Regions from separate parts of the Homo sapiens genome. Here region 1 is linked to region 2. Evidence: chromatin loops called from intact Hi-C (ENCODE). Cell type or tissue: Caco-2. All regions are shown on one strand. Region 1 overlaps GRIA3 (glutamate ionotropic receptor AMPA type subunit 3). Region 2 holds the start of THOC2 (THO complex subunit 2).

The links. Hi-C counts contacts between places; a loop is a spot of excess contacts. Peaks named below come from ENCODE experiments on the same cell type or tissue, not always from the same donor. Only the 100,000 strongest peaks of a DNase experiment are listed, where the experiment ranks them.
Region 1: a loop joins it to region 2, with 8 times the contacts of the local background. A loop is called at or near these places in 2 of 110 quality-filtered maps.

What each region holds. Positions count from the first base shown.
Region 1 is chrX:123,448,222-123,453,221 of GRCh38, reverse strand. The region is part of intron 12 of GRIA3 (glutamate ionotropic receptor AMPA type subunit 3); the gene reads right to left. Among named protein-coding and RNA genes, the nearest start is that of GRIA3, 270 kb to the right of the region's middle. In Caco-2, a CTCF peak has its summit at 2,826 (motif pointing left); no DNase peak of the experiment used is centred here.
Region 2 is chrX:123,730,348-123,735,347 of GRCh38, reverse strand. THOC2 (THO complex subunit 2) reads left to right here and starts at 2,296. Exons shown (of 39, transcript NM_001081550.2): 1 at 2,296-2,396. The coding sequence starts at 2,326. RefSeq lists an enhancer at 2,281-2,360. In Caco-2, no CTCF peak of the experiment used is centred here; DNase peaks (open chromatin) are centred at 2,257 and 2,877; H3K4me3 peaks cover 2,030 bases.

The sequences.
Region 1 (5,000 bases), 280 kb after region 2:
TCCTTTTTTATGGCTGCGTAGTATTCCATGGTGTATATGTGCCACATTTTCTTAATCCAGTCTATCATTGATGGACATTTGGGTTGGTTCCAAGTCTTTGCTATTGTGAATAGTGTCGCAATAAACATACATGTGCATGTGTCTTTATAGCAGCATGATTTATAATCCTTTGGGTATATACCCAGTAATGGGATGGCTGGCTCAAATGGTATTTCTAGTTCTAGATCCTTGAGGAATCGCCACACTGACTTCTTCCACAATGGTTGAACTAGTTACAGTCCCACCAACAGTGTAAAAGTTGCAGAACCTATTTTCAAGACAGAGAATGGGTCACAAAGAAAGTGTGTCTGCCACACCCTTTCACTACTAACTAGAGCAAAGCCTCAAATTCCCTGACTCTCAATCAAGGATTGCTTCTAGGACTGCTATCACTATTGAACACTCCAAGGTCACTTCCCTCAGCCTTCTAGAGTTCTATTTTTCAATGAAACGGCATCTCCAGCAATCCAAAGCCAATTACCATTGACCAATTGGATTAAATGTATTTTTATTTTCTATTACTAAGATATTCAAAAGAGAAGTTCAATACTATTGTTATTCTTGAATCAATTAATTGTAGTGTGGAGGCCAAACCTGACAATACAGGTCCTAGGAAATGAGCGGGAAAATGTTCTTCTATTAAGAAGAAAAATCTATCCTGAAATTGCAATGTTTTGTTTCCACTGTGGCTGTTACTTCCAGGTCCCTGGAGAATTATTTTCTTACTAAGGGGAGAAAAAAGCAATGAAGAAAAGAAGAAGCAATTTGCTTGGGGTTATCCAAAAGAGCCCAAATTTTCCATTTAGAGTTTTTTTTTTTTGGGGGGGGAGTGTTAGTTTCCTAAAAGGTGAGCTGGAACTAATCTGAAGAGAAGTTCTGTTAAAGCCAGCTTGTCAGCAGGAAATACTATGTACCTGGGAAGCTACTGATGACTGCTTCTGTGATTCTGGTTTAATTGGCCTGAGGCGGGGCCAACATTGTAAATAATGCTTCCTAAGTGATTCTAATATTCAACGATGTGTTTAGAATAATCAACAATGGTCCTACAGCTGCAACAACTAGCTACCAATTAGTGCATAAATACTGACAATGAGAGGGCTACCATTTATTAAGCACTTACATGCAACAGGAATGGTGCTTCGTGCATTATATACATGATTGCTAATTCTTAAAACAACCTTGTGAAACCAATATTATCTCCATTTTACTGAGAAGTTAACTAATACTTATAGAAGTTATTTTACTTCTCCAAGGTGATACAGCTGGTTAAATTTTTAGCTCTGACCTCACTAAAGTTTAGATTCATTTATCCATCTACCTAACTGATATCTCCACTTAGATATCTCATAGGTATCTCCAACTTAGCATGGCCAAAATGGATCTCTTGATTCTCCCCCACCCCTGCTTGCTACTCCTCTAGGGTTCTCCATCAGAGAAAATGGCAGCACCTTCCAATTTGTCCAGTTGCTCAGGTCAAAATCCTTTTAGTCATCCTTGACTCCTCTCTTTGGCCTCACATTCCACACCTTGTCAGCTCAATCTATATTCAAAATGCAACCACTTCTCCCTACCCTCCTCCTAATTCAAGCTAATCATTGTTCACCTGAAATATTGCAATTGCTTCTTTTTTAAATTGAATTAATTTTTTTTTTTTTTTTTTTTTTTTTTTTTTTTTTTAGAGACAGAGTCTCTCTCTGTTGTCCAGGCTGGCGTGCACTTGTGTGATCCTAGCTTACTGCAGCTTCGAATTCCTAGGCTCAGGGATCCTCCCACCTCAGCCTCTTGAGTAACTGGTACTACAAGCATGTGCCACCTCATCCAGCTAATTTTTTAAAAATTTCTTTGTAGAGATGGAGATCTCACTATTTTGCTGAGGCTGGTCTTGAACTTCTGGGCTCAAGTGTTCCTCATGCCTTGGCCTCCCAAAGTGCTGGAATTATTGGCATAAGCCACCATGCCCGGCCTACAATCACTTCTTAAGTGGTCTGTCTCCCTGCTTCTCAACTTTTGCCCTGACATAGCAGTCTGATTGATCCTTTTACACATAGATTAGATCATGTCATTCCTCTGCTCAAAGTCGGCTAAGTGACTTTCTGTCAAACAGAATATAATCCAGAATTTTTACCACGGTTTGTCTTCTTCACTGCTCTCATCTCTTACCACTCTTTCCCTCACTTACTTCACTCTAGCACATGGACCTTCTTCCTCAAACCTACCAAGTGTATTCCCATGTCAGGGCCTTTGCTAACGCTATTCCATCTGGAATGCTTTTCTCTCCACGCAACTCCACCTCATACTTTCATGGCCTGCTCCTTCCTTTCATTCAGGGTGTCTGATCAAATGTCAGAAAGGCCTTCCACAATCAGCCAAGATGAAATAGCACCTCCACACCAACATTTTGTCTCTTCACCAGCTTTTTGTCTTCATTGCACTTAACACCAACAGAAACATATATGTTATTTACAGAATTTGTTTAATTTTGTCTCACCCACTACAGTGATTACAAGGACTTTGGTTTTGAGCCCTTACAACAATGGCTGTCATATAGCATGTACTTAATAAATATTAACTGAATGAATAAATGCGTAGCTGAGATTTAAACCCAGCTCATTTGACACCAAAGTCTATATTCTCCTTCTTCTCTCTTCCAGAGTTTAGAGAGGTAAAGTTATAATTCCAAGTTTGCATAGATGCAGGGGGACAGAATTAGTATTCAAATCCAGGTGTGCTGGCTTTCAAAAACCTGTGTTGTTTTTTTCTACTACTCTGCACTGCCTCCCAGTGGAAAGATCGTTAGTAGCTACATTGACCAAAACTAGTGAATTGAGTGAAGTTTACTTCTTTGACCTGTTGTTTTGACATGATTTTATATAACCTTGATCTTCTTTCTTGGTTCAGCTTTGAAACCTGTGCAAGATGCTCCGAGGTAAAAGGCACCAATATGATAACTCACTAGCTTGTCACAGGCCCTAAATGCTACCATTAGAGATCATGCCTTCTGTTTGACTTGGTCAAGTTACTTAAATTTCTCTAAGACTCTAATAATTATCTCTGAAATGGAGATAGACTACTAAATGAGATAATTCATGTAAAGCACCCATAACAGTTCTTGGCAAGTAGTAAGTCTTCAATAAAGTAGATTATGCACTCATGGCAAATGGGAAGGTAACATGACCCCACATCCACTGCCTTTGTGTGGTTTGGTTTATTTGAGAATGTGTGCCAGAAGAATACCAGAGGAAGAAGAATCAAGATAGGTCTTGGGGCAGGCAGGCAATGTGGAGTGCCACCCCGATATGTCAGGGGCACGTGAGGGCCTGGGCACATGTGGGTGACAGGAAGTATGGTATCATATTAAGTGTTTTCAGTCCTACTGTGGCACAGATTAGAATTAAAGTTAACTCAACAGATGCTTGGCAGAGAATACTTTACAGTGCCAAATGGGGCCACTAAAATGTTCACTTTCAATATATTCATATTTCACCTTCTCCTGTGGCTCTCGATTTTGAACAGTTGGGTTTAGATTTAAGTCTTTTCCTCCTTGCTGTGTTAGGAGCGTTCTGGTAAGTATTATTTCTAAAGGTGCTATGCTGATTTAAAAAAGGTGGCTGGCTGCAGTTTTGTCTGGCAAACACACTGACTGTGAAAGCTGCAGGAAAATTGATTTTCTGGCATTTGCGTGTCCTGGCATAAACTGCACGCCATGGAAGCTCAAGTTACAGAAGCTTCTGATAAGTGCAGCAAGTGAGGTTGACTTCATGAAATGATTAGGTTCCACTAATCTTTACCATTGGGGTCAAGGCAATGGTCTCCATATGCAAAATGGCAGATAAAACTACTAATTTGCTGCTATTTCATTAGAGAAGTAGTCAGATAGCCACTTAATCTGATAGCCATATGCAAACACAAATCAGCACACTTATTTAAGTCCCCAATCTTCATGCTCAGGCCCTGATCTCAAATTGTCTTTATTCTGCCTTGGCCAGCATGAGTGCTGTGGAGAAGCCACCTAGTCACCAATGCTCTGGAAGGGGCCTGTCTGTCCCATGTTGAAATTTGTAGTTATGTGCAGTTTTCTTTTGGTGTACACAGCAGTTGTTAAGAGTATAGATCCTGAAGTTATAAAGACCTGGTTTAGGTACTTATTAACTGTGTGACTTTGGGCAAATAATTCAACCTCACTGAGACTCAGTTTCCTCCTCTGAAAAATGGGGATGGTAATAGGACCCACCTTATAGTGTTCTTGAGGTAATGAAATGAGAGATTGCTTATAATGAATTTGACATAGCTCACGACAACATAGTAAGCACTTAGTTTCTCCCCAATTCCATAGTTGTATCAGGAATTGTGGTACCTGCTGTAAGGAATGGAGATGTGGAAAACATGTTCCTTATGCTCAAGAAGCTAAAAGAACTAATAGTTGGAAGCAACATCTCATAGAACTTTCTGAAATGTTCTATATCTCTGCTCTCCAATATGGTAGCTTCTAGCCACACATGTCTATTGAGCACTTGAAATGTGGCTAGTGCTACCGAAATACTGAATTTTAAATTTACTTTTAATTTTAGTTATTTTCAATTTAAATAGTTACACGTGGCTAGTGGGTACCATATTGGACAGTATAGGTCTACAGCTTAAGGAAAAGCAGAGAGGAACTAAAAGGCAGAAAACAGCACCAAGAACCACTTTCCCTATTTTATAATATTTTTCTAGTTTACTCTGATTATGGAGGTGATGACTACATCAAATGGACATCCTGCCTGCACCATTTGGAGGGCTGGCTATCATCTGGGTTGAGAGACAGGGGGGTAGGTTGGGGAATTAACTTCTGCTCTATTCAGAGCTAGTATGTAGCTCTGGAATAGCTCCCCCAGCCTGTGCTCATGGAAGCCTCTCTAGAGAAAGGTAAGCTGTGTTATTTGTATGGGCAAGAATTCCTTAGGCACGTGCAGAAACTGTTT
Region 2 (5,000 bases):
CCATGGTGTATATGTGCCACATTTTCTTTCTTTCTTTTTTTTTTTTTTTCTGTCAAGTCTGCTTTATTTAAGTCAATATTAGACCTGCTGTTCCTAAACAGAAATGCCCTGATGACAGAGGAGTGGGAGGGAAGCAGGCTCATGTGAGGGTGTGGGAAGGCCACTTGGCCCAAAATGTTTGCAAGAAATACACCAGGAAAAGCCTATTTTAATTCTCCTGCATTAGGAACTGCCCTGTGAGATTCCTGCAAAATAATCCTCCAGGCTCAGGACTATTCCTCTTCTCTTGTGCTAGACACATCTCTCTTCTGGAAAGTTTTCCTTCCTTTTTTTTTTTTTTTTTTCTGTTGACTTTTTTTTTTTTTTTTATTGATCATTCTTGGGTGTTTCTCGCAGAGGGGGATTTGGCAGGGTCATAGGACAATAGTGGAGGGAAGGTCAGCAGATAAACAAGTGAACAAAGATCTCTGGTTTTCCTAGGCAGAGGACCCTGCGGCCTTCTGCAGTGTTTGTGTCCCTGGGTACTTGAGACTAGGGAGTGGTAATGACTCTTAACGAGCCTGCCGCCTTCAAGCATCTGTTTAACAAAGCCCATCTTGCACCGCCCTTAATCCATTTAACCCTGAGTGGACACAGCACATGTTTCAGAGAGCGCAGGGTTGGGGGTAAGGTCATAGATCAACAGGATCCCAAGGCAGAAGAATTTTTCTTAGTACAGAACAAAATGAAAAGTCTCCCATGTCTACCTCTTTCTACACAGACACAGCAACCATCCGATTTCTCAATCTTTTCCCCACCTTTCCCCCTTTTCTATTCCACAAAACCGCCATTGTCATCATGGCCCGTTCTCAATGAGCTGTTGGGTACACCTCCCAGACCGGGTGGTGGCCGGGCAGAGGGGCTCCTCACTTCCCAGTAGCGGCGGCCGGGCAGAGGCGCCCGTCACCTCCCGGACGGGGCGGCCGGCCGGGCGGGGGGCCGACCCCCCCACCTCCCTCCCGGACGGGGCGGCCGGCCGGGCGGAGACGCTCTTCACCTCTCAGACGGGGCGGCTGCCGGGCGGAGGGTCTCCTCACTTCTCAGACGGGGCGGCCGGGCAGAGACGCTCTTCACCTCCCAGACGGGGTCGCGGCCGGGCAGAGGCGCTCCTCACATCCCAGACGGGGCGGCGGGGCAGAGGCACTCCCCACATCTCAGACGATGGGCGGCCAGGCAGAGACGCTCCTCACTTCATCCCAGACGATGGGCAGCCGGGCAGAGACGCTCCTCACTTCCTAGACAGGATGGCGGCCGGGCAGAGACGCTCCTCACTTTCCAGACTGGGCAGCCAGGCAGAGGGGCTCCTCACATCCCAGACGATGGGCGGCCAGGCAGAGAGGCTCCTCACTTCCCAGACGGGGTGGCGGCCGGGCAAAGGCTGCAATCTCGGCACTTTGGGAGGCCAAGGCAGGCGGCTGGGAGGTGGAGGTTGCAGCGAGCCGAGATCACGCCACTGCACCCCAGCCTGGGCACCATTGAGCACTGAGTGAACGAGACTCCGTCTGCAATCCCGGCACCTCGGGAGGCCGAGGCTGGCGGATCACTCGCGGTTAGGAGCTGGAGACCAGCCCGGCCAACACAGCGAAACCCCGTCTCCACCAAAAAAATACGAAAAACAGTCAGGCGTGGCGGCGCGCACCTGCAATCGCAGGCACTCGGCAGGCTGAGGCAGGAGAATCAGGCAGGGAGGTTGCAGTGAGCCGAGATGGCAGTACAGTCCAGCTTTGGCTCGGCATCAGAGGGAGACTGTGGAAAGAGAGGGAGAGGGAGACCGTGGGGAGAGGGAGACGGGAGAGGGAGACGGGAGAGGGAGAGGGAGAAGGAGAGGGACCCGATTATTTTCTTTTATCTCAGCAGTCAGCAGGGCGTAATGTAATTTATTTGCTTATATTTATGGCTTTCCCAAAGACTATTATTTCTCTATTCCCAGTGTCTAGCACATATTAGGTGCTTGAAAAATGCGTGTTTGTATTAGTGGTTAGGGGTAGATATTACGGAAGAAGATGAAGTCTACTTGTTGGCCTGTGGATGGCATTTCTCTGTTCTAATGGGAAGTAAGGCCGAAGACTTCGGAGGGCGCAACCCGTGTAGTAACCTCGCAAAGGGGCCCGCGAGTCTCCACGTCGTTGGCTGCCTTGCCTCGGGTTTCCGCTGGGTGGAGAGGAAAGTGGGGCGGGAAATCGAAAAACGAACTCTCAGCTCCCGGCATTCCTCGTGGGCGGTGCTCCCCTTTGACCCTTCGCTCGCGTGCTACACATCCGGGCTTCTGCTACTAGTGAGAGGAAGATGGCGGCCGCGGCTGTGGTGGTTCCCGCAGAGTGGATAAAGAACTGGGAGAAATCAGGGAGAGGCGAATTGTGAGTGTTCGGGCCGGAGGCAGGCGCACTGCCGGGCCGGGCCAGGGCGTCAGCTGCACTCTCACCTGTAGTGGGAGGTTGAGGGGGAAAGATGTACCCCCTCCCCCACCCGGGCGGCGGGCGTGGATGGTCGTCTAGGAGTTTCGAACTCGGGGAGAGGTGCTGTTTACCGCCGCGGACCTCCTTCCTTCCCTGGCCTCCCAGAAATCGCTACTGCCTGCGGTAGCTCGGCTTCCTTTAGCCTCTTAGTAGAACTCTTATTCCGCCCCTGCAGGTCTCCGCGCTCCCTCTTGGTCTCTTTTTGTGTCCCCCTCTTCGCTTGATCTCACTTGGCTCCTTTATCTTTATGGGGCTGAGCCGGGGCAATTCGGACTTTCCATCTCTCTCTGTGCCATTTCTTCACTCTGCACCCGTTGGACTCCGCAGTTTGGAGCTTGGCGCCTCCTCTGCCTGAAGTCCAAGGAGGGCGAACCGTCCCGGATTCCCCTCCCCTCCTCTTCGCCCGCTGCCGCGAAGCCCGGGGCGCCGCGAAGAACCCGGTTTGGCACCTCTCGCCCTCCCGGGGAGCGGTCTCTCGACTGTCCCGGCCTCGCGTAGCGCCGTGGGGAAGTGTGGCAGGGATTGCCGCTTTCCCTGAAGAACCACCGACATTTCTTTGCTCCGTCTTTTCACCTTAGAGCTATTTCGGGTTGGATTCAACTTTCGTCATTAAATGTTCCCTAAACCCCATTTTATCCTGGGACTGCAACTAATTCTGGCAGCTCTCCAAGCTTCTCCAGTACCTAGGATAACGCGTTTCCTTTAGTCGTGAAACTTTCCCCCGTAACACCGAAAACAGTAATTTGCCATACCCCTAGTCTTCTCGCCCCCACGTTAGAGCGCTCCCTCCTCCCCTTCCCCTGGAAGGAGTCGTTTAAGCAGCAAAGCAAACCTCAGATATAAGAACAAATATTAATAACATCTCATTTCCTTCTCTGGGTCGCTTTTAGATGCTAAAGCTCAACCCTGGATGAAATTAACCCTCGTTAGCCATTTTTGTCGTCCTTGCCCACCCCTCTCCATTTCTAGTAGCCAGTTTACCGTGGCTCATGCTAAAGATTCAAATCTTTGTAACTTCGTTACTTGGAACGAAACACGAGGAACGCGTTGCCGGATCCCGCGCTTGTAATAGTGCCAGCCTATGTGGCTTCCTCCCCCGCACCCCCCGCACTGCTGTATGAAGTCTTAACAGTGTGAGCTCTAGAATTCCCTAAATAAGCGGCTGTCTTAGCCACTTAAGTAGCTGAGTGACCTTGGGTAAGTTCCTTAACCACTTGGACTGTTTCCCCTTGAGTAAATTGGGAATAATAAGTACTCTACTCAAAGGATTGTTGTGAAGACTAAATAATGCCTGTAAAGCACTTGGCTTATAGTAAGTGCTCAAGTGATAGCTATTAAAAGTAATATTATTCCAACCTTTAGATATTTAAACTTCTCAGGACAGCTCATGCACTTAAAGTCTGTACCACTCAGGTTAGCAATTAATTGGTCTCTGACTTATTCATGTGTGTTTATTCTTGCACTGTAATGAATTGGGAGGCCTTTGAAATATAGGGACTATGTCTCATATTTCTTTTGGTTTAACACATGCCCCGCCCCCCCAGCCTATGCTTAGAATGCTTATTGGTTTATTAATTGTCAGAGAAGGCTATTTGATAAATCTTCGTTTTTAACTATAATGAACATTTTACAAATCCTCGTATGTGCTAGTTAACAAATAGCTGTCAAGTTTGATAGCTAGTTGACAAATAGCCATCAAGTTTGGGGAAGGCAAGATGGGAAGTTACCCAGCCAGACCATCATCTTCATCGATATTAGGGTAATCCCCCAAAACTGATAAAAGCAGTTCATTGTTTTGTTTACTTTCAAAGCCAGCTCATTTATTTAGGGGCTGTTATGTTTGTAGATTGCTCAGCTTCCTCCTTTCAGCTACTGTTTTTTGACAGTTTTACTTTTTTTTTTCCCCCTTGAGACGGAGTCTCGCTCTGTCGCCCAGGCTGGAGTGCAGTGGCGCGATCTCGGCTCACCGTAACCTCCGCCTCCCACGTTCAAGCGATTCTCCTGTCTCAGCCTCCTGAGTAGCTGGGACTACAGGCGCGTGCTACCACGCCCGGCTAATTTTTTGTATTTTTACTAGACACGGAGTTTCACCGTGTTATCCAGGATGGTCTCCATCTCCTGACCTGGTGATCCGCCCACCTCGGCCTCCCAACAGTTTTACTATTATTGCTGCCACCTTAGCATGAGTGGTATTAGGGCTATAAGGTGAAATTCTGCTTGGCTTCTGACTGGTAATGGTTTGAGAAAAAGTGATGTAGGAGATCGAAATACTTAGATAAAATGGAATTTTAGGTTCACATTATGTATATTTACATAATACATGCTATCTGTCATAGTTCTTATGTTTGAAGAGCTGCTTAAAAACTGTTATTAGAAGCCGAGCGTGGTGGCTCACGCCTGTAATCCCAGCAAATTGGGAGGCCGAGGCGGGTGGATCACCTGAGGTCAGGAGTTCCAGACAAGCCTGACCAACATGGAGAAACCCCATCTCTACTAAAAGTACAA